Regions from separate parts of the Homo sapiens genome. Here all the other regions are linked to region 1. Evidence: chromatin contacts called from ENCODE Hi-C or POLR2A ChIA-PET data. All regions are on one chromosome and are shown on one strand. Each heading gives the region's core, a stretch centred on a gene start or an enhancer-like site at or near the end of the contact. The rest is flanking DNA. Distances are from core to core; before and after follow the strand shown.

Region 1 (4,405 bases), core at 1-2,500:
AAGAGACCATGGAGATTTGGCCCAGTCTTGTGCTTGCCTCCCTTTTCAACGGTGTGGCACTGGGAACACTTCATAATAAAAATCTTCTTGCCTTTCTCAACATCACCCATATTTAATTCTAAAAACGAAAGCTTCAACTTAGTAAATTTTTCCTCAGGTAACAAATACAGTGTAAATGAATGACCACTCTAGCCACTTAATTACCAATCCATTGCTAATTTATGTCATTAAATACCAGAATGAATCTTGTTTTGCTTTAATACTCTTTATACCAAATATTCTTTAATACCAAAAACATTTTTAGGAGTACCTCCTCAAAAACGTATTTTTGTGTGTATACGTGAAGGAACGTTAAAGCCCAAGCAAAGAGGGAACCTAATTCAAACTCCAGTTTCAGAAGAGACAATCATGGTCACGAAGTCACAGATCTGAAGCTCAAGGGCGAACACATTAAGCCAAAATCACCACAACCGCAACTTTTAAAAAGACCTAACCATTTAATCTTACTACAATGTAAAGCCACCTCTCCCTGAGGATAACGCAAAGCACACAAATGTTTAAAAAGCGGTCCTGGCTGTTTCTATCTGCCCAGGTCACAGGAGTAGCTTGACACTCGAACTTGTGAATGGGAGCTCAGGGGCAGGCTGCACGGTCCCCCGGGGACATCCCAACTCCCCTACCTGTGATCTCCTGGGGCGACCACGAGGTCACCCGTCCAGGTCGGTTTCAAGGTGATTGATGAAACTCCTTCTAGGATGTCAGAACGACTGACGGAAGAAACATGTGCCCACGAAAAGAACTGGCCCCTTATTAGAAGAGCAACAGCTTTTGCCCTCTGAAGAAGAACGTGAAGCTCTAAGCTTCGGCTTTCCAGGAGGGAAGTCTTGCCTATCATTTCCATAGCCCTTCAGCAACCACTACGGAAGAGGCCGCCTCCTCCTCGGATCTGTATCCAAGCCGCCTCCAGTCCCTGACCGAGACCATACCTGTCCCTAGTTAGGGCTCCGCCGCACCTCAAGCCGTTACTCGCCCAGCTCGGTCTGACCACAGTCCAGGGTCTTCACTCCCCGCCCTCCCACCCAGCGCGGGCTCCACTCGAATGCTCCCCGCTTGGGTTTCGGTCGCTCGCAAGTGCGCGCCTCCCACAGCTCTGCCTCTAACCAGGTGCGGCCTCCGCGACCCGCTCTCACCTCTTTTTAGTCGCTGGCACAACGAACACTCCCGCTCCGAAGCCGGACGTCCCCACTCTCTAAGTCCAAGGACACGCCGGTCCGCGCTTAAGTACCGGTGTAAGTGCAACCAAACTCGCTCCGCGCTCCCGCGCCCTGACGTGCGGCCGAGCTGGCGGCTACGCAGTAACGTCGCCGCACCTCATTGGCTCCAGTCCCAATGCCTGCGCCAAGGACCTGCGCGCGCATGCTGGCGAGCATGTTAGGGTGTACGGCGTGCGTGCCCTTCTTCTCGAGGCTTTTCCCGGCCGTTACGACAGGCCTTTGGTCGTACGACAACGAGGTGGTGTCGGGAGAGGTGACGTCACTCGCGGGCCTCTGTGCGCTTGCGTGTGCTGGAGGAGCGGGGAGGGTGGGGCGGAGTCGCTTGGTTGGTGCGTTGCCCTGCTAAAGTATCAGTTCTTGGGCGTGGTGATGTAATGAGCTTTGAGCAGGGCGTTTTGCCGGTCCAGGAAAAGACGCCCTAATTTTGGCGCACCTAGAGGTCTCCTAGCTACCATCTTGTCAGCAGGCGACCTTTACCCAGACTCTGTCCTACTACCACGGCTGGCGCCAACAGCATCCTAGAGGGACAGCCTGGAACCAGGAGTTACACGAGTTGGGCACCAGCTCGTGACCTTGTTCTAGTTCCACCTATACTCTGTTACTTTCAGTCACATTCCAGCTCTCCGCTTGATGGACGCCCCAAGACTGAGGAAGGTGCTGCATTTGCGGCAGAGACAGGATTATCCCTCTGGAACTGAAAAATAAAATTAAGAGGATGCAATGATAACATTTATGTACCTTTTAAAATTTTTATGAGTACGAAGTAGGTAAATATATATATATACTTAAGAGGTACATGAGATATTTTGATACAGGCATACAATGTATAATAATCACATCAGGGTAAACGGTCTATCCATCACCTCAAGCATTTATCCTTTTTTTCTGTTACAAGCAATCCAATTATACTTTTAGTTTGTTTAATGTACAATAAATTATTGTTGAGTGTAGTCACCCTGTTGTATTACTAGACCTTATTCATTCTTCTTCAGTGGCGCCATTTAATGTCTCAGCCCCCCAAGTAGCTGGGACTACGGGAGCAAACCACCACGCCCAGCTAATTTTTGTATTTTTAGTAGAGATGGGGTTTCACTATTTGGTCAGGCTGGTCTCGAACTCCTGACCTCAGGTGATTCACCCGCATCGGCCTCCCAAAGTGCTGGGATTACAGGTGTGAGCCACCACGCCCAGGGCAAATAATATTTTATAACCCATTGTTTTAAACTGATGACAACATAACATTGATTGCATAAACAAAAATCAAAGAGAAAACTAAGAAAAACTCTGCACTTTAACTTCACTCTCCCCACTTTTAAAACTTTTTCTTGTTTCTATTTATATATTATTATACTATGTCTTGAAAAGTTGTTATAGCTATTATTTTTGATAAGTTAGGTTAATCTCTAAGTCTTTCTACTCAAGATATGAACAGTTTACACACAATTACAGTATTATAATATTGTGTGTTTTTCTGTGTACTTACTATTAGTAGTGAGTTTTGTACCTTCAGGTGGTTTCTTATTGCTTACGAATGTCCTTTTCTTTCAGACTGAGGAACTCCCTTTAGCATTTCTTGTAGGACAGGTCTGGTGTTGATGAAATCCCTCAGCTTCTGTTTGCCTGGGAAAGTCTTTATTTCTCCCTCACATCTGAAGGATATTTTCACTGGATGTACTATTCTAGGATAAAAGTTTTTTCCCTCAGCACTTTAAATATGTAATGCCACTCCCTCCCGGCCTGTAAAGTTCCACTGATAAGTTTGCTGCCAGACTTATTAGAACTCCTTTTTATGTTATTTGTTTCTTTTCTCTTGCTTGCTTTTAGGATTCTTTCTTTATCCTGGATCTTTGGGAGTTTGATTATTAAATGTTTTGGGGTGTCTTCGTTGGGTTAAATCTGCTTGGTGTTTTATAACCTTCTTGTACTTGAATATTGATATCTTTCTCTAGGTTTGGGAAGTTCTCTGTCATTATCTCGCTGAATAAACTTTCTACCCTGATCTCTCTCTCTAGCTCCTCTTTATGGCCAGTAACTCTTAGATTTGCCCTTTGAAGCCAGTTTCTAGATCTTATAGGTGTACCTCATTCATTTTTATTCTTTTTTCTTTTGTCTCTTCTGAGTGTGTATTTTCAAATAGCCCATCTTCAAGCTCACTAATTCTTCCTTCTGTTTGATCAATTCTGCCTGTAAGGGACTGCATTTTTTAGTACGTTAATTGGATTTTTCAGCTTCAGAATTTCTGCTAGATTCTTTTTAATTGTTTTAATCTCTGTTAAATTTATCTTGTAGAATTCTGAATTTCTTCTCTGTGTTATCTTGAATTTTGTTGAGCTTCCTCAACACAGCTATTTTGAATTCTCTGTTTGAAAAGTCACATATCTCTTTCTCTCTGGAATTGGTCACTTGTGCCTTCATTAGTTTGTTTGGTGAGGTCGTGTTTACCAGGGTGGTCTTGATGCTTGTGGATTTTTGTTGGTGTCTGGGCACTGAAGAGTTAGGTATTTATTATTGTCTTCACAGTCTGGGCTTTTTATTTTTTTGTATCCACCCTTCTTGGGATGGCTTTCCAAGTATTTGAAGGGACTTGGGTGTTGTGATCTAAGTCTTTGGTCACTGCAGCTATATCTGCATTAGGGGCCATCCGAAGCTCAGTAAAACTATAGCTTTTGCAGACTTGTAGGGGTATGACATTTGTGGTCTTGGGTAAGATCCAGGAGAATTACCTGGATTACCAGGCAGAGACTCTGTTCTCTTATCTTACTTTCACCCAAACAAATGGAGTCTCTGCACTGAGCTGTCTGGAGCTAGGGGAGAGGTGACACAAGCACCCTTGTGGCTGCCTCCACTGTGACTGTGCTAGGAGAGACCTGATGCCAACATAGCACTGGGTCTGGTCCAAGGCTTGCAGTGACCACTGTCTAGCTACAGTAGCTTATGTTTCCTCAAGGCCTGCATTCAGAAGCTGGTGAATTCAGCCAGCCTTGTGTCCTTCCTATCAGGGCAACAAGTTCTCTCCATCTTCAAGTAGGTCCAGAGATGCTGTCTGGAAGCCAGGGCTTGGGGTCGGGAACCTTAGGAATCTACCTGGTACTCTATTCCACTGTGGCTGACCTGGCACCCAAACCACAAGA
Region 2 (4,831 bases), core at 2,044-4,543, 2.8 Mb before region 1:
GTAACAGATAGCCTACAACGTAGTGAGACCCCCAGTCTCTAAAAGAAATAGGAAAAAAAAAATTAGCCAAGCATGGTGGTGTGTGCCTGTATCCCAGTTCCTCAGGAGGCTGAGGTGGGAGGACCGCTTGAGCCAGAAGGTCGAGGCTATAGTGAGCTATGATCACACCACTGCACTCCAGCCTAGGTGGCAGAGCAAAACCCTGTCTCAGAAAAAAAACAAAACAAAACAACAACAACAAAAAAAGCCTATAATGCACCTGGGTTGAGCAACACAACCCACAAAGAACTTTGTTAATGTCAGTTGATGTCAGATTGTCCAGGTTTGTGGGAGCCCAGGGCAGCATGGATAAGGACCACACATATTCCTAAATCAGATCTTGGTCAATATAGGAGATGAAAACTCAACTAACTCATGTAATGCACAAAGCTGTGTCTTTACTAGTGGTAATGGATTTCTGTTAACTTATCCCTGAAGTCACGCAGCTCCAGTCTGGAGGTATGGCCCATGAGACACAAAGCTGAAGGTCTACAAAAAGATCCAAGCCATGATTTGTTTGCATTAGCATCACTGCCCAATCCAAGGTGGTTAACCAGACAATCCCAGATGCTAACAAGTCACCAACCAACCAGTCTGATACATATTCTACTTGTATCTCTCTTTCTTTCAAACCCCCTGTGTTTTGGACTGTTAAGTGTATGCCCCCTACAAAATTCTTATGTTGAAGCCCTAACCCCAAACATGACATTATTTGGAGATGAGGCCTTTGATAATTATTTAGGGTTAGACTAGGTCATGATGGTGGGGCCCTCATGATGGGATTAGTGGCCTTATGAGAAGAGGGAGCCCTCTCTTCCTCTGCGTTTACCAAGGGAAGGCCATGAGAGGATATACGAGAAAGTGGTCATCTGCAGGCCAGGAAGAGAGCCCTCACCAGAAACCTAATCAGCCTACACATTGATCTCAGGCTTCCCAGCATCCTGAGCTGTGAGAAAATAAATTCCTGTTGTTTAAACCACCCAGTCTACGGTATTTTGTTATGACAGCCTGAGCTGCCTAAGACAAGTTCATATTTCACTTGTTTTTCTCCTTCTTTCAACCCCCTTCCTACTCCTTTGATGGGGAAGATTCCAAAATCACAAAGGTAGTTCCAAGGCAGAAGAAAGGGGAAATAAACAGTCAAATAAATAGTCAAAAAGTATGGGTTTCCAACACTGGAAAAACTGACAATCAAACTTCCTTCAATAAAAACTGGCTATGCAGTTACGAAATGTGTTTGGAAAGTCCCAAAAAGAAATAATACAGTATTAGAATCAAAGAGGGTTAATAAAGCATACATTATCTGAGGTAACCACATTCAGAGTAATTAAAAAATAAAACTAAATAGGTATATTGACAAGGTATACGACACCCTCCCAGGCAGCAAGAAACATGAGTATGAACGCAAATAAATACTATAGATCTATTTATACAGAAACCCTCAGCAATTCTTGTCGCAGACTGCCTGGCAGCCCTCATGTCTTCAGTATTCTGTGCCATGAAAAAGTAACCGTCAAGGATAATAGAAACATAATTTGACCTACTTTTCCCTGGATTCCTGCAAAGTCTATAACTCCAGTTCTTGTTTATTCCGACACCACATCTTGGGGACACATTTCCTCACTTACTTTGCAGGCAATCCTAAATGCCACACATGTTAAGGTCACTTGTGGGCAATTCCTAAACTCTCTGGGTCACCGACTTTAAGAATGTCCCATCACACACAGAGAATCCTCAGAACATCTTCTGAGATGGACCTGGGATGGACCATTTTCCACCTGAGATGGAAAATGCCTAGGAAAAGAGAGATGCAGCCTCGAGAAGCTGAAGACCGACATCAGTTCAGACCCTTCCCTACCCAAAGGAGGGCGCATGAAAACAAGTGGTTATCCCTCACTCTCAAGTTTACACAAACCCATCTCTGAAAGAGCTAGAAGTCTCCCAGCAAGGTCTTGTTTTAAGTCAGACAAGACTGCATTTTAAAAATTACAGCCAAACGGGAAAGAAAAACCACATTGATGCAGCTTCTCATTAAAGACCACTTAATAATAAATTTTTAAAAGATGAGTAGAACCCACCAAAGGTGCCGCCAAACCCTGGTGAGCAGGGAAATCTGAGTAAGTCAGCTCTGTGTCCTGAGGCCCTGGCGGGGCCTCCTAGGTGGCTTCTTAAAGATCCCAGGAGACAATCAGCAGACCTTCCTGCTTCTCTTAAAAATACAAAACATGCCTGACCTGCTCAGGTCATTAGATGCACTTAGAACTCAATGAGGGACACTCCTTCACCAGGAAATCGTATCTGAACACACCATCAGGAAGTCAATATTGAAGGTTCTTGGGGGCGTGCACCCTCCTGCTCAAGAGGGTGTCCAGGAGTATTAAGTGCTGGAGACACCGGAACCCAGGAACTGGAAGCTCACCCAAGAGCTTCCGACTCCTGGGTCTGCCCCTCGGCGGTGGAGACCACCAAAACCAGTCTCGATGCCCAGAGCTTGCAACAGCACCTCCAAAACAAGCACACACGTCGCATGCGTCCTGCAAACAGGGATGCCGCTCGTGGGGCCTGAAGCTTGCGGTTGGGACAGGGCTGGCTGGCTGTTGGACGCTGGACACCTGCAGCTTCCCCTCCGAGAAGAGGCAAACAGCTCGTCTTCAGCCGATGCCCGGTCCCGCAGCCTGAATCTGGGGGCCCTGGGGTTAAGTCAGGTGCAGCCTGGTGGGGGGGAGGTGTGGGGGCGGGGGAAGCCGTCGCTCAGGGGGTGGCACCTCAAAACCCGCCGTCCCGGGCCCCTCTTCAGCCGAGTCCGGCAGAAGGGCGTCCCTTCCGCCACCTCCCCAACTTCCAGACGCCCCCCTCAGCGGCCCGGGGGGTGGGCGCGGGCTCCACGTGCGCGCCGCCCGTGCCCACTCGGACAGGGCCGGGCCACTCACCCGGCCCCCAGCGGCGCTCCGCTTCCTCCGCAGCGTGAGCCCGCTCCGCAGCAGCGCGGGCAGGTCCCTCAGCCGCGGCCGCAGCGACGCCGGCGGCTGCTCGCGCTCGGGCTCCCGGGCGCTGGGGCTGCGGCGCAGGGGGCCGTCTGCCGCCACCACCGCCGCCGCGGCGGCCAGGGCCGGGCTCTCGCACGGCGGCTGCATCTTGACGGAGCCCACGGCCATCCTCATGCCCTGACGGCGCTGCGGCGCCGGGGGCTCCTCTCCACCGCGCTCGCCTCCGCGCGCCGTCCGCGCCTTCGCCAGGAAGCGAGAGGGCGCGACTGCGGCTCGGGCGCGGGGCGCGCTGCCAGCCGCTGCCCATTGGCGCGCGCCGCGGCCCCCGCGAGGCTCAGCCCCGCGCGCCTCCCCTCCCCTCCTCTCTCCTCCCCTCCCCGCCCAGGTGCGCGGGCCCCGCCCCGCCCCGCCCTTTCGCCTGCGAAAGCTGCCTGGGACCTGTCCCCCTCGGATCTCCCACTCGGGACCCGGGAGGAAGAGGGCACCTTGGGCACCGGCTCATCCACAGGTGCAGAATTCCCAGAATCTCCGGCAAACCCGCTCTTCTGTCCTGTCCCTGTCCCCCTACCCCTTAGGCTGAAAAGTCCTGCTTCACTTCTTCGAATAGCCAGGGGTTGACTTGGACTTCAACCAAGTGTGCTGGAGAGTCGTCCGCCCTCCCGCGCGTTTTGCACAGCCTGGCCCCTCATCGTAATCTTTACTCCTGGGAACTGTTTTGGCCAAGGAACTTCAAAATAGACACGCTACAAGGCAAACACCATGAGGCAAAATTGCTTTGCGCCGACCCTTCTTGGCACACGCATCCTTAAAGGACGAAGGGAGAAAACTTTTGTTGGTTATGATAGGTGTTGAGCAGAGTAGCTGCAAGTCTGGTGACCTGAAGGTGAATCTCTGTTAGCATGTCAGAACCTGACCTTCCCTGAAAGCCCGCTGCTGTGATGAATGTGCTTGGTGAACTGTAAAGGCCTGCCGTGGTGTGAATCATTGTTTACACCCTTCCAGGAGGCAGGAATTCTGGATCATTGAGAGTGAAACTATTCCAGCAGTGCCTTAAACGCCAGGGAGTGTGAATGTTCACATCTCAGCTCAATCTGTCTTCAACAAGGGCCAGCCAGGGTGTTGACTTCTCATCAGTGGGGCGCTGGGATCCCCATCTTTGTCTAAGACTTACAAAAGTTGAATAAGCTTATTCACATTTTTAAAAAATGACAAGAATCGTAGGAGGTCAGGGTCCAGAGTTGGTTTACCATTGTGCCCTCAGCCACTCACATGGTAGGTGCTTGGCAAATATGTATAAAAACATGCCATGTAACAAAAAAGGAGGAACGAACTGTGACCTCTGCCCTTAAGGAAGGTAAGACTTAACCTAGGAGTAGACAAACATCCAGAAAAACAAAGATATTGCACTTGTACTCTTGCTAATTGCCAAGTAAGTGTAGGTAAGACCACTTCAGGCCACAGGAGAGAGAAATGCTTCTGGCCTGGGATGGGCAAAGCTAAATCCACGAAAGGAAGGAAGTTTAAACTGCACCTTAAGGGTGAGTGGGGAAGATTCAACCAGGCAGAAGGAGGGTAGGTGTCCTTCAAGTAAGGAAGAAAGACATGAGGCCGGGCGCGGTGGCTCACGCCTGTAATCCCAGCACGTTGGGAGGCTGAGGCGGGCGGATCACGAGGTCAGGAAATCGAGACCATCCTGGCTAACAAGGTGAAACCCCGTCTCTACTAAAAATACAAAAATTAGCCGGTCGTGGTGGTGGGCGCCTGTAGTTCCAGCTACTCGGGAGGCTGAGGCAGGAGAATGGCGT
Region 3 (4,823 bases), core at 951-3,450, 2.3 Mb before region 1:
CCAGTGTTTGACCAGCCAGAGTAGGCCCTTCTATCAGTAAGTGAAAGAAGTGGGTGTGGGGGGAGGTGCTGCAAGAATAGTGGGGACAACACCAACTGTCATATTTACTCTAATCCTTGGTACCCATACAAAGTCACTAAAATCTAGAAAAGTAATGTTTTTTTAAAAAATTGCACCCAGAATAAGGGAGAAAAACGTCTTTTTAAGTTCTATAATCCCAGGTTATCAGTTGGCTTGCAACTCATGGAGAAATAGAAACCACAGCTGCTTAGTCAGAGTGTACTTTATCTTATACAATGCATGACACCTAAATTAAATAGGAAGCAGCACCTTGTTAAAACCATAGCATTTTAAAATGTGAAACTGAGTTTTACAATTGTCAAACTATATGCTCAAACTGACACAGCTGGGATGAAAAACCTGCTCTTTCCCTTTCACCGAACTGCCTGAGTGGGGCAGTAAAATTAAAAAGAAAAAACTTGGCCAGGCACGGTGGCTCACGCCTGTAATCCCAGCACTTTGGGAGGCCGAGGCGGGCGGATCACGAGGTCAGGAGATCGAGACCATCCTGGCTAACACGGTGAAACCCCGTTTCTAGTAAAAATACAAAATATTAGCCCGGCATGGTGGCGGGCGCTGTAGTCCCAGCTGTGCGGGAGGCTGAGGCAGGAGAATGGCGAGAACCCGGGAGGCGGAGCTTGCAGTGAGCTGAGATCGCGCCACTGCACTCCAGCCTGGGCGAGGCAGACCCCGTCTCAAAAAAAAAAAAAAAAAAGAAAAAGAAAAAACTACAGCCTGGCCGCGGTGATTCACACTTGTAATCCCAGCACTTTGGGAGGCCGCGCGCGGGGCGGAGGCCGGCTGGAGGGGAGGTAGCTAACTTGAGGCCAGGAGTTTGAGGCCAGCCTGGCCCACATAAGCAAAACCCCGTCTCTACTAAAAATATAAACATTAGCCGCGAGCGGTGGCTGCAAGTCTGTAATCACAGCTACTCGGGAGGCTAAGGGGGAAGGATCGCTTGATCCCGAGAGGCAGAGATTGCGGTGGGCAGAGATCGCGCCACTACACTCCAGCCTGGGCACACAGCGACTGTCTCAAAAAGGAAAAAAGGAAAAAAAAAGACAGAAAAGAAAAGAAAAAACTACAGAATAGGTCCCAGTCTGCAACCCTAACTGAAAAATATTAACAAATCCTTGCAGTAAGTGACCGAGCCTGTTGGCACCAGCCTGTAGTCCCAGCTACTTGGGAGACTGAGGTGGAAGGATCGCTAGAGCACAGGAGGGGAAGGTTGCAATGAGCCGGGATAGCGCCACTGCACTCCAGTCTGGGTGACAGAGCGAGACTCTGTCTTAAAAACAAAAACCAAAAAAACCCCAAATCCTTTAAGTGCGCTATAATGGTTAAGACTATGGGCTCTGATGCCCCACTGCCTGAGCCCCTAACTCCCTCAGTCAGCATAGCTGTGCGACCTTGGCAAAAAAGTTTCTCTACGGCTGTTTCCTCACCTGTAAAATGGGGGCAGTAATAGAAATCATCCAAACCCTTCATCGTACAGGTAAGAAAGCAGAGGCATCCAACGACTATTATTATAATCATGCTTTCATGGCAGTGGTACTTTCACGAGGTGTCTCGATTCCCTGAACAGGACTCTTTCCACTTAGGACCACATGGAGCGGTGAGGAAAAACACCCCGAGAACCACCTAGTGCTAGAGAGTGAATTAGTGACTTTCACATCCACTGGGGTCATCCAACCCTCCCTACAATCCCGAGAAATATGACCTCCACTTTAAGGATGCAAAAATAGAAAAGGAGGGATTGCAAGACTGCTTAAAGACCATGCAACTATAAAGCGATAGAACGGGAACTCGAACTCAGGTTAGATCGGCCCCACTTGACCAGACAGCCTCAGGGGCCGTGCACGGCAGTGTCCCCTATTTTTCTCTCCCTCCCCCGACGGCCAAAAATGGGGCTGCTGTCTCCGCCACCCTCTTCCCTCCAGTCACTTTCCCGGTTCTTCTCCCACTGACCCAGGTAAATCACAAGAGGGATAAAGCCCCAGCGAATGGCAAACTGGCTCCCCTTGAAGAGCTGCTGTAGTCTCTGCTTGGCCTCTTTGCTCAGCTTCACCATGGCGACGGCCGTGTGGCGCAGGGAGGACCCCTTACAGCAACCACAGCGTCGGGAATCCGAAAGGGAAAGGAGGTGCGCAGGCGCCACACACGGCCTTTACGGCAGGAGTCGTGAGCGTCGCCAGCAGAGGTCGTAATTCATCGCCTTTAACCTTCCCTGCTCTTCCGCCTCGCCGGCAGTAGTAGGCGCATGCGTGGTTGCGATCATGGCTGGCGGTAACTTCGCGTTTCTGTTACCCATTTTTAAAACGCATCTTCAGGTGTTCCTTCCTTCTCATGGAAGGAACATTAATTAAATTCAGAGGGACTGGGTTTTAGTCCTAACTCTTATTCCTACTGGCTGTGTAACCGTGGACAAATTATTTAACTTCTCAGAATCAGGTTGTTCAAACCTGAGGTTGAACTGCAAAAAGGTTACGAAGTGACACTCAGTAGGGCCCGAATCCATGTTTTCTTTGATCCCAATCTTTTTTAAAAAAATTTCTTTTAATTACTTGCCAACATTTTAGAATTTGGAAATCTCACATGAAATTCTGGACTTTTGAAGCTGAGGAATTCCATTGCAACAATCAAGGAGACTAAATAGGAAATGACACTTCTGTTTGGCCATCTTGCCCTCATTGGTTTAGAATGGCAGTGGTTCTCAACCCTGGCTGCACATTAGAATCACTTTAGGAGAGGTAAAACCATACTCACGCTGGAGACCTACTCCTAGAAATTCTAAAGAGTTTGGGGCTGGGAACTGGCCATTGATCTGCCTTTGAAGTTTCCCAAGTGATTCCCAACCTCTGATGTAATAAATTTCTGGCTGCTGTCGTATTTGAGATTTGACCCCCCCAGGTCTAAGACTTAATTGATTTTTAAGGCTGTAAGACATTTCTAAGACTTTGACTTTTAAGACTTTCCTGCCTCATTCTGAAGGTACGTAGTCGTTTTCTGTGCCCAATGTCTGTGCTCCTAAAAATTTCCCCTTGCTGACCTCTGTGGCTTGCGCCTGTAATTCTGGCTATTTGGGAGGCTGAGGCGGGAGGACCACTTGAGTTTGATGCTGCAGTGAGCTGTGATTGGGTCACTTGCTGTAAGCTCCCAAAGGGTTCACTTTGCCCGCTGCCTGGACAGAGCCGATTGATCAACACTGGGGAATTACAATAAAGAGTAATTCACGCAGAGCTGGCTGTGCAGGAGACCAGAGTTTTATTATTACTCAAATCAGTATCCCATAGCATTCGGGGATCAGAGTTTTTAAGGACAATTTGGTGCGTGGGGAGACAGCCAGTAAGTCGGAAGTGCTGATTGGTTGGGTCAGAGATGAAATCACAGGGAGTGGAAGCTGTCTTGTACTGCCTCAGTTCCTGGGTCGGGGCCACAAGATCAGATGAGCCAGTTTGCCGATCTGGGTGGTGCCAGCTGATCCATTTTGCAGGCTCTGCAAAGTATCTCAAGCACTGATGTTAGGCTTTACAATAGTGTTATTCCCAGGAGCAATTTGGGAAGGGTCAGAATCTTAGTTCCTGGGTTGGGACCACAAGATCAGATGAGCCAGTTTACCTATCTGGGTGGTTCCAGCTGATCCATTTTGCAGGGTCTGCAAAATATCTCAAACACTGATGTTAGGCTTTACAATAGAGTTGTTATCCCCAGGAGCAATTTGGGGAGGGTCAGAATCTTGTAGCCTCCAGCTGCATGACTCCTAAACCATAATGTCTAATCTTTTCGCTAATCTGTTAGCCTGTATACCAAACCTGCACATGCACTCCCTGAAACTAAAGTAAAAGTTGGAAAGAGCAAAAAAAAAAAAAGAAATAGTTTATGTTTTGGTGGAGCTCAGATAACAACAGCAAGGGACAATATAATGACTAAAAGCACAAACCAACTGTGTGATCTTTGATCAATTATTTAATATCTCTGAATCTCAGTTTCCTTACCTGTAAAATGAAGCCAACTATATATATTTAAATCCTTACAAAATTAGTAAAATAAGCTATAATGCACTGCAATCTTACAAATTCCTGTAAGGATTAAAAGAATTTTTTTAGGCAAGAAGGGGATTTGTTTAGGGAAAGGGCTGTTATCATCTTTGTTTTAAGCTATAAACTAAAAGTTCTTTCCAAAGTTAGTTCAGCCTATGCCCAGGAGTGAACAAGGACAGCTTGGAGGTTAGAAGCAAGATGGAGTTGGTGATGTCAGATGTCTTTCGCCGTCTCAGTTATAATTTTACAGTGGCAGTTTCATCACTACAATCCAGCCTGGGCAACAGAGTGAGACCACATCTTTAAAAACAAGAAAAAAAAATTCACCTCATATTATAGTGTTCTTCTGCTAGGCTCATCATCATGAATAATAACAACCTGTGTCTACTATGCCTGTCACTGTGTTAAGTGCTGAAAAATAGTTCTTTTTTTTTTTTTTTTTTTTGAGATGGAGTCTTGGAATGTCACCCAGGCTGGAGTGCAGTGGCACGATCTCGGTTCACTGCAAGCTCCGCCTCCCAGGTTCACGCTATTCTCCTGCCTCAGCTTCCCAAGTAGCTGGGACTACAGGCGCCTGCCACCATGCCCAGCTAATTTTTTGTACTTTTTTTTTTTTTTTAAGTAGAGATGAGGGTTTCACCGTGTTAGCCAGGATGGTCTTGATCTCCTGACCTCGTGATCTGCCCGCCTCGGCCTCTCAAAGTGCTGGGATTACAGGCGTTA
Region 4 (5,007 bases), core at 2,010-4,509, 2.6 Mb after region 1:
CTAGAAACTACTTGACACTGTAGTTGCTCCAGAAAAATCATGGGTTACTCACTGATTTACTTTCCAATAATTCTCTCAATATTCACCACTTCGAAATCTAAAAAGCTCTGAAAATTGGCCAGGTGCGGTGGCTCATGCCTGTAATCCCAGAAGGAGAATCACTCGAACCTGGGAGGCAGAGGTTGCAGTGAGCCGAAATCTTGCCACTGCTCTCCAGCCTGGGTGACAGGGAAGAGGGCAGAGACCCCGTCTCAAAAAAAAAAAAAAAAAGAAAAAGCTCTGAAAATCAAATGTTTTCTCAACATTTGGTGGCAAAACCTGTTTGACCTGACTCATTTGTCATTAAAACTTGACCTGAACCCAAGGGCAAAGTGGCAGAACCTGACCTGAAAAACTTGACTTGAGTGAGACTATACATTTCATTTATCTTAGTGTGATATTCATAATTGTTCCGGAAAAAAAAGTTGACTGTGGGTGCTGCCCCAGATAGTGAGGAATGTCACATAAAGCACACCTCTCTAAAGTCTGAAAAATTCTGAATTCTGAAATCCATCTGGCAGAAAGATTTCACTTAAAGGAAGTGAATCCATATCTCTTCTAGCCATAGTCCACTGCCATACAAATAAGAGGCTAACTTTAAGAAATTCAATTAAAGCCGGGTGCGGTCTCTCATGCTTGTAATCCCAGCACTTTGGGAGGCTGAGGCAGGCAGATCACCTGAGGTCAGGAGTTGGAGACCAGCCTGGCCAACATGGAGAAACCCCGTCTCTACTAAAGATATAAAAATTAGCCCAGTGTGGTGGTGTGCGCCTGTAATCCTAGCCACTGGGGAGGCTGAGGCAGGAGAATTGCTTGAATCTGGGAGGTGGAGGTTGCAGTGACCCGAGATCATGCCACTGCACTACACCCTAGGTGACAGAGCGAGACTCTGTCTCAAAAAACAAACAAACAAAAAACCCAAACCCTACTCCCCCAAAACCCAGAAATTCAATTAAATACTAAGAGGGTATCTATTTATCTTGGTGGGAAAAACTTGGTCTAAAAATTAAAGGATCATTATTAAAATGAATGAAGCAAGCTAAAATTCCAGAACAAATACCTTCCTGGGGAAAATAAGGTCTAAAAATTCAAGAAATAATTAAAAATAACAAAGTAAAAATACCTGTGAAAATGTCCTTTGAGACCAGCCTGACCAACACGGCGAAACCTCCTCTCTACTAAAAATACAAAAATTAGCCAGGCGTGGTGGCTGGCTCCTGTAATCCCAGCTACTTGGGAGGCTGAGGCAGGAGAATTGCTTGAACCCGGGAGGCGGAGGTTGCAGTGAGCCGAGATCGCGCCACTGTACTGCAGCCTGAGCAACAAGAGCGAAACTCCGTCCCTCTCAGGGCAAAAAAAAAAGTCTTTCAATTATGGTTTTTATTAAGCATACTGTTTTTCTGATTTCATTAACTGAAAATTAGTGGTAATTAAAAATGTATTACATATAAATAGGAATGTGATTTAAACAAAGAGTGACATCTCTGACAAATTGTGCTTATAAAATTCACTGCTATGTTTACATTTCTTAAGGGACACAGTTATTTCTACTACCAGAAGGTTGCTACCAGTAACGCAAGTGATAACTTATGTTGATTATTCACACCGTTTTCTTCATCCATAAAATAAGGAGACTGGGACTAAATGGCCTATTAAGGTTCTTCTGAAATTCTATGATCAAGTATAATACCCAGCACAAGACCAAGTTCAAAAATGTCAATACACAGGAAACAAATCAGTCTGTAAATATTGAGAACCTATGTTATCAAAGCTAATGTCTTCTGAAATAACTGGAAGTAAAGATGAAAGTATATGAAAGATAATTTTGAATGTTCTGTATTTAGAATGTGCTTCAACATTTAATGCGATCTAATTTACATATCCTTTCTGGTGCTATTGCAAGGTTTGTCAGGGTTTTACGGCAACAGAAGACTATGATGAATTCGAATGGGACACATTTGCTTCTGTGGAGTTACGATTCAAACTGAATGTCCAATATAGGAAGGCAACATATACAACAAGCAAAAGTGATTTTAGAAATAACAGAACGCGGGAGAAAATTCACACACGGAAAATGATACGGATAACAAAAGCAGGTAACTCACAGAAATGCGGCTAGAAAAGAGGCCTCTGCTGGAGCGAGAGCAAATAGAATCAGAGGGCATTAGAACTGAAAAGCTCCTAGGAGCTTTCAGTGAACAAAACTTCATAGCCAAAAAAGCACACGACTGGGCCAGGAGTTCAGAGACAGTCTTGGTGCTCAGGGGTTTGCAGCCCTAGCCGTGTGGTCACTCCCTTGCTTCTCTGGCTATTTCCTTATCTATAAAATGAGTGGGCTAGTTTAGGCCGACTGAGACGCAGACAGGGATACGGTACTGTCCATGGACCTCTGAGCTGCCCTTTCCACATCGCTGGTGAGTTACTTAAACCTCCTGTGTGTTTCCCCCTTTCGTATGTCAAAATAATAACATAAAATCAGAATGTAAATCCAGACGCATTGTTTTGCTGCGATTAAGTTGAACGAAAATAGCAAGGACGAAGTAAGGAGAGAGCCAGCCTACCCGCGGGATGAGGCGTCCCGCGGCGGAGTGGGCTGGGGGCGTGTCGTCGCGGAGGGGAGCGGCGAACCAGGCAGGAGGCGGAAGAGACCGCCCCGTGGGCGGAAGTGACGCAAGGCCTACTGTCGGCTGGGAGGGGAGGTGTAGCCGGTCTTTGGGGGTAGGCGGTAGTGGCGGAAGAGGTTCGGCGGCTGATGGCGGATCAGGATCGGAAGCCTGCGTAACTTTCTCCCTTGATCCGGGAGTCTTTCCACTGGGTAAGGCGCCTCCCCGGTCCACCCCAGCGCCTTGTGCGGGGCGGCCTCCAGCTGCATCTCTTTTAGGGCTCGTGCTACACCCTTCAGCCCCTGTACTGTAGGGGCCTGGCCGGTCTCGGGAGAGGTCTCTGTGGTGACGAGGCTTTCCTTCCCGAAGACAAACCTTCCTTTCCAGACTGCGATTGTGACGGGGGTGTGGGCGACTCGGATCAGCTGTGGAGTTTTGGAATGGCAACGGGTGGCCGCCCCACGCGGTGGGAGGCCCGTGGGACAGGCCTTCGCGATTTGGGGGAGGCGTGTGGGACGGGGGCCCTTTGGCTGGGGACGAGTGACGCTGGCGACCCCCGAAGGAAAAGCTTCTGGTGTCCAAGGCTAAACTCTGGGGTGACTGTTTTGAGGGCAGTGTGGGTTTTACCGGCGCAGTAAGCTGAGAAAACACGTAGGTCGCGTCCGAGAAGGACGCTGGGGTTTGCCTTTGCGGAGAGAAACCCAGCTGTTTTGGTTTGAGTCGCCGGTGGCGAAGGGGGCGGAGACTCCCTGCGCCGCCTACTTTTGAGGGCCGCGGGCGGAGTTGGCGGTTCTGGCTGATGGCCTGCTTCACCTGGAATCCATTCCCCACCCCGCCCCGTTCGCAAGGTGTGGACTAGTCCCGACCGACTTGCACTCCTGGCTTAGGGAATCTGTGGCTAGAGTTTAGCGTGCGCGCGCGCGCGTACACCTTATTAGTAAAAAATTGAGCTTAGCGTGCGTCTGTGTGGGTGTGTGTACACACCTTATTGGTAAAAGTTTTGTTAGAAAACACTGGCATTTGACTTTAGACATACACAGTGTTAGATTTCCGGTTTCACACAGTGGTTATGAATTGCTATTATGTTAGGCTTTAGATGGGAAAATAAATCTTGATTTTTCAGCTGTCTGCATTCTGCTAATGTTAAAATTTCTACGAGCTGTGCACGAACAATTAATAGTTACAAGTTTGGTGCTCAATTCCTAAAGGATTTAAAGAGATCATTTGAATAGAAACTAAAAGTGGGTCGATCGTCCTCAAAGTGCTTTTCGGGTTTAGGGAAGGAGCTTAGGACAGCCTTTCTCTTTCGTTCTGTTCCTTTCAAGGGTAAACTTGAAGGATTGTTTGATGATGCCGACTTCTAATAAGGTTTTATTTATTTTTCAAACTGATTGTTCAACTTCAAAGAACATTGTAGTTTTTGTTTTCTAGTCATCACGTTCTTTTTTTTTTTTTTTCCTTGAGATGGAGTCTTGCTCTGTCTCCCAGGCTGGAGTGCAGTGGCGCGATCGCGGCTCATTGCAACCTCCGCCTCCCAGGTTCAAGCGATTCTCCTGCCTCAGCCTCCTGAGTACCTGGGATTACAGGCGCGCACCACCACACTGAAGGGGTGGGTTGCCCCTCCACACCTGTGGGTGTTTCTCGTTAGGTGGAATGAGAGACTTGGAAAAGAAAAAGACACAAAGTACAGAGAAAGAAATAAGGGGATCCGGGGAACCAGCGTTCAGCATATGGAGGATCCCGCCAGCCTCTGAGTTCCCTTAGTATTTATTGATCATTTGTGGGTGTTTCTCCGAGAGGGGGCTATGTCAGGGTCACAAGACAATAGTGGGGAGAGGGTCAGCAGACAAACACGTGAACAAAGGTCTTTGCATCATAGACAAGGTAAAGAATCAAGTGCTGTGCTTTTAGATATGCATACACATAAACATCTCAATGCTTTACAAAGCAGTATTGCTGCCCACATGTCCCACCTCCAGCCCTAAGGCGGTTTTTCCCTATCTCAGTAGATGGAACGTACAATCGGGTTTTATACTGAGACATTCCATGCCCAGGGACGGGCAGGAGACAGATGCCTTCCTCTTGTCTCAACTGCAAGAGGCATGCCTTCCTCTTATACTAATCCTCCTCAGCACAGACCCTTTACGGATGTCGGGCTGGGGGATGGTCAGGTCTTTCCCTTCCCACGAGGCCATATTTCAGACTATCACATGGGGAGAAACCTTGGACAATACCTGGCTTTCCTAGGCAGAGGTCCCTGCAGGCTTCCACAGTTTTTGTGTCCCTGGGTACTTGAGATTAGGGAGTGGTGATGACTCTTAAGGAGCATGCTGCCTTCAAGCATCTGTTTAACAGAGCACATCTT

Evidence for each region. Hi-C counts contacts between places; a loop is a spot of excess contacts on that map. ChIA-PET counts read pairs that join two places held with the same protein, here RNA polymerase II (POLR2A). Pooled maps may share reads with other maps.
Region 2: a pooled map shows a loop between it and region 1 (4-fold over the local background). The contact joins the promoter of RAPGEF5 here to the promoter of CYCS in region 1. A Hi-C loop is called at or near these places in 1 of 37 single-sample maps with no recorded cell type and 1 of 50 pooled maps. POLR2A ChIA-PET finds 5 or more read pairs at or near these places in 1 of 52 experiments (A673).
Region 3: a map of CD14-positive monocyte shows a loop between it and region 1 (9-fold over the local background). The contact joins the promoter of TOMM7 here to the promoter of CYCS in region 1. A Hi-C loop is called at or near these places in 1 of 168 maps with a recorded cell type or tissue (CD14-positive monocyte), 1 of 37 single-sample maps with no recorded cell type and 8 of 50 pooled maps. POLR2A ChIA-PET finds 5 or more read pairs at or near these places in 1 of 52 experiments (BJ).
Region 4: a map of CD8-positive, alpha-beta T cell shows a loop between it and region 1 (11-fold over the local background). The contact joins the promoter of TAX1BP1-AS1 here to the promoter of CYCS in region 1. A Hi-C loop is called at or near these places in 2 of 168 maps with a recorded cell type or tissue (CD8-positive, alpha-beta T cell and naive thymus-derived CD4-positive, alpha-beta T cell) and 10 of 50 pooled maps. POLR2A ChIA-PET finds 5 or more read pairs at or near these places in 1 of 52 experiments (MCF 10A).

Annotation. Positions count from the first base shown.
Region 1 is chr7:25,124,010-25,128,414 of GRCh38, forward strand. It overlaps CYCS (cytochrome c, somatic), which reads right to left and starts at 1,251. Exons shown (of 3, transcript NM_018947.6): 1 at 1,191-1,251; 2 at 1-118. The coding sequence starts at 110. It also overlaps a transcript of SPMIP4 not described here. RefSeq lists enhancers at 176-720, 721-1,264, 1,412-1,661.
Region 2 is chr7:22,353,861-22,358,691 of GRCh38, forward strand. RAPGEF5 (Rap guanine nucleotide exchange factor 5) reads right to left here and starts at 3,294. Exons shown (of 26, transcript NM_012294.5): 1 at 2,970-3,294. The coding sequence starts at 3,200. RefSeq lists an enhancer at 2,570-2,639 and silencers at 2,760-2,989, 3,050-3,439.
Region 3 is chr7:22,820,649-22,825,471 of GRCh38, forward strand. It overlaps TOMM7 (translocase of outer mitochondrial membrane 7), which reads right to left and starts at 2,201. Exons shown (of 3, transcript NM_019059.5): 1 at 2,029-2,201. The coding sequence starts at 2,131. LOC112267993 (a long non-coding RNA gene) reads left to right here and starts at 2,309. Exons shown (of 3, transcript XR_002956543.2): 1 at 2,309-3,051. RefSeq lists enhancers at 1,682-2,442, 2,112-2,191, 2,222-2,431.
Region 4 is chr7:27,737,416-27,742,422 of GRCh38, forward strand. TAX1BP1-AS1 (TAX1BP1 antisense RNA 1) reads right to left here and starts at 3,260. Exons shown (of 2, transcript NR_187572.1): 1 at 2,601-3,260. It overlaps TAX1BP1 (Tax1 binding protein 1), which reads left to right and starts at 2,747. Exons shown (of 17, transcript NM_006024.7): 1 at 2,747-2,854. RefSeq lists enhancers at 2,682-3,544, 2,761-3,030, 3,545-4,408 and a silencer at 3,198-3,430.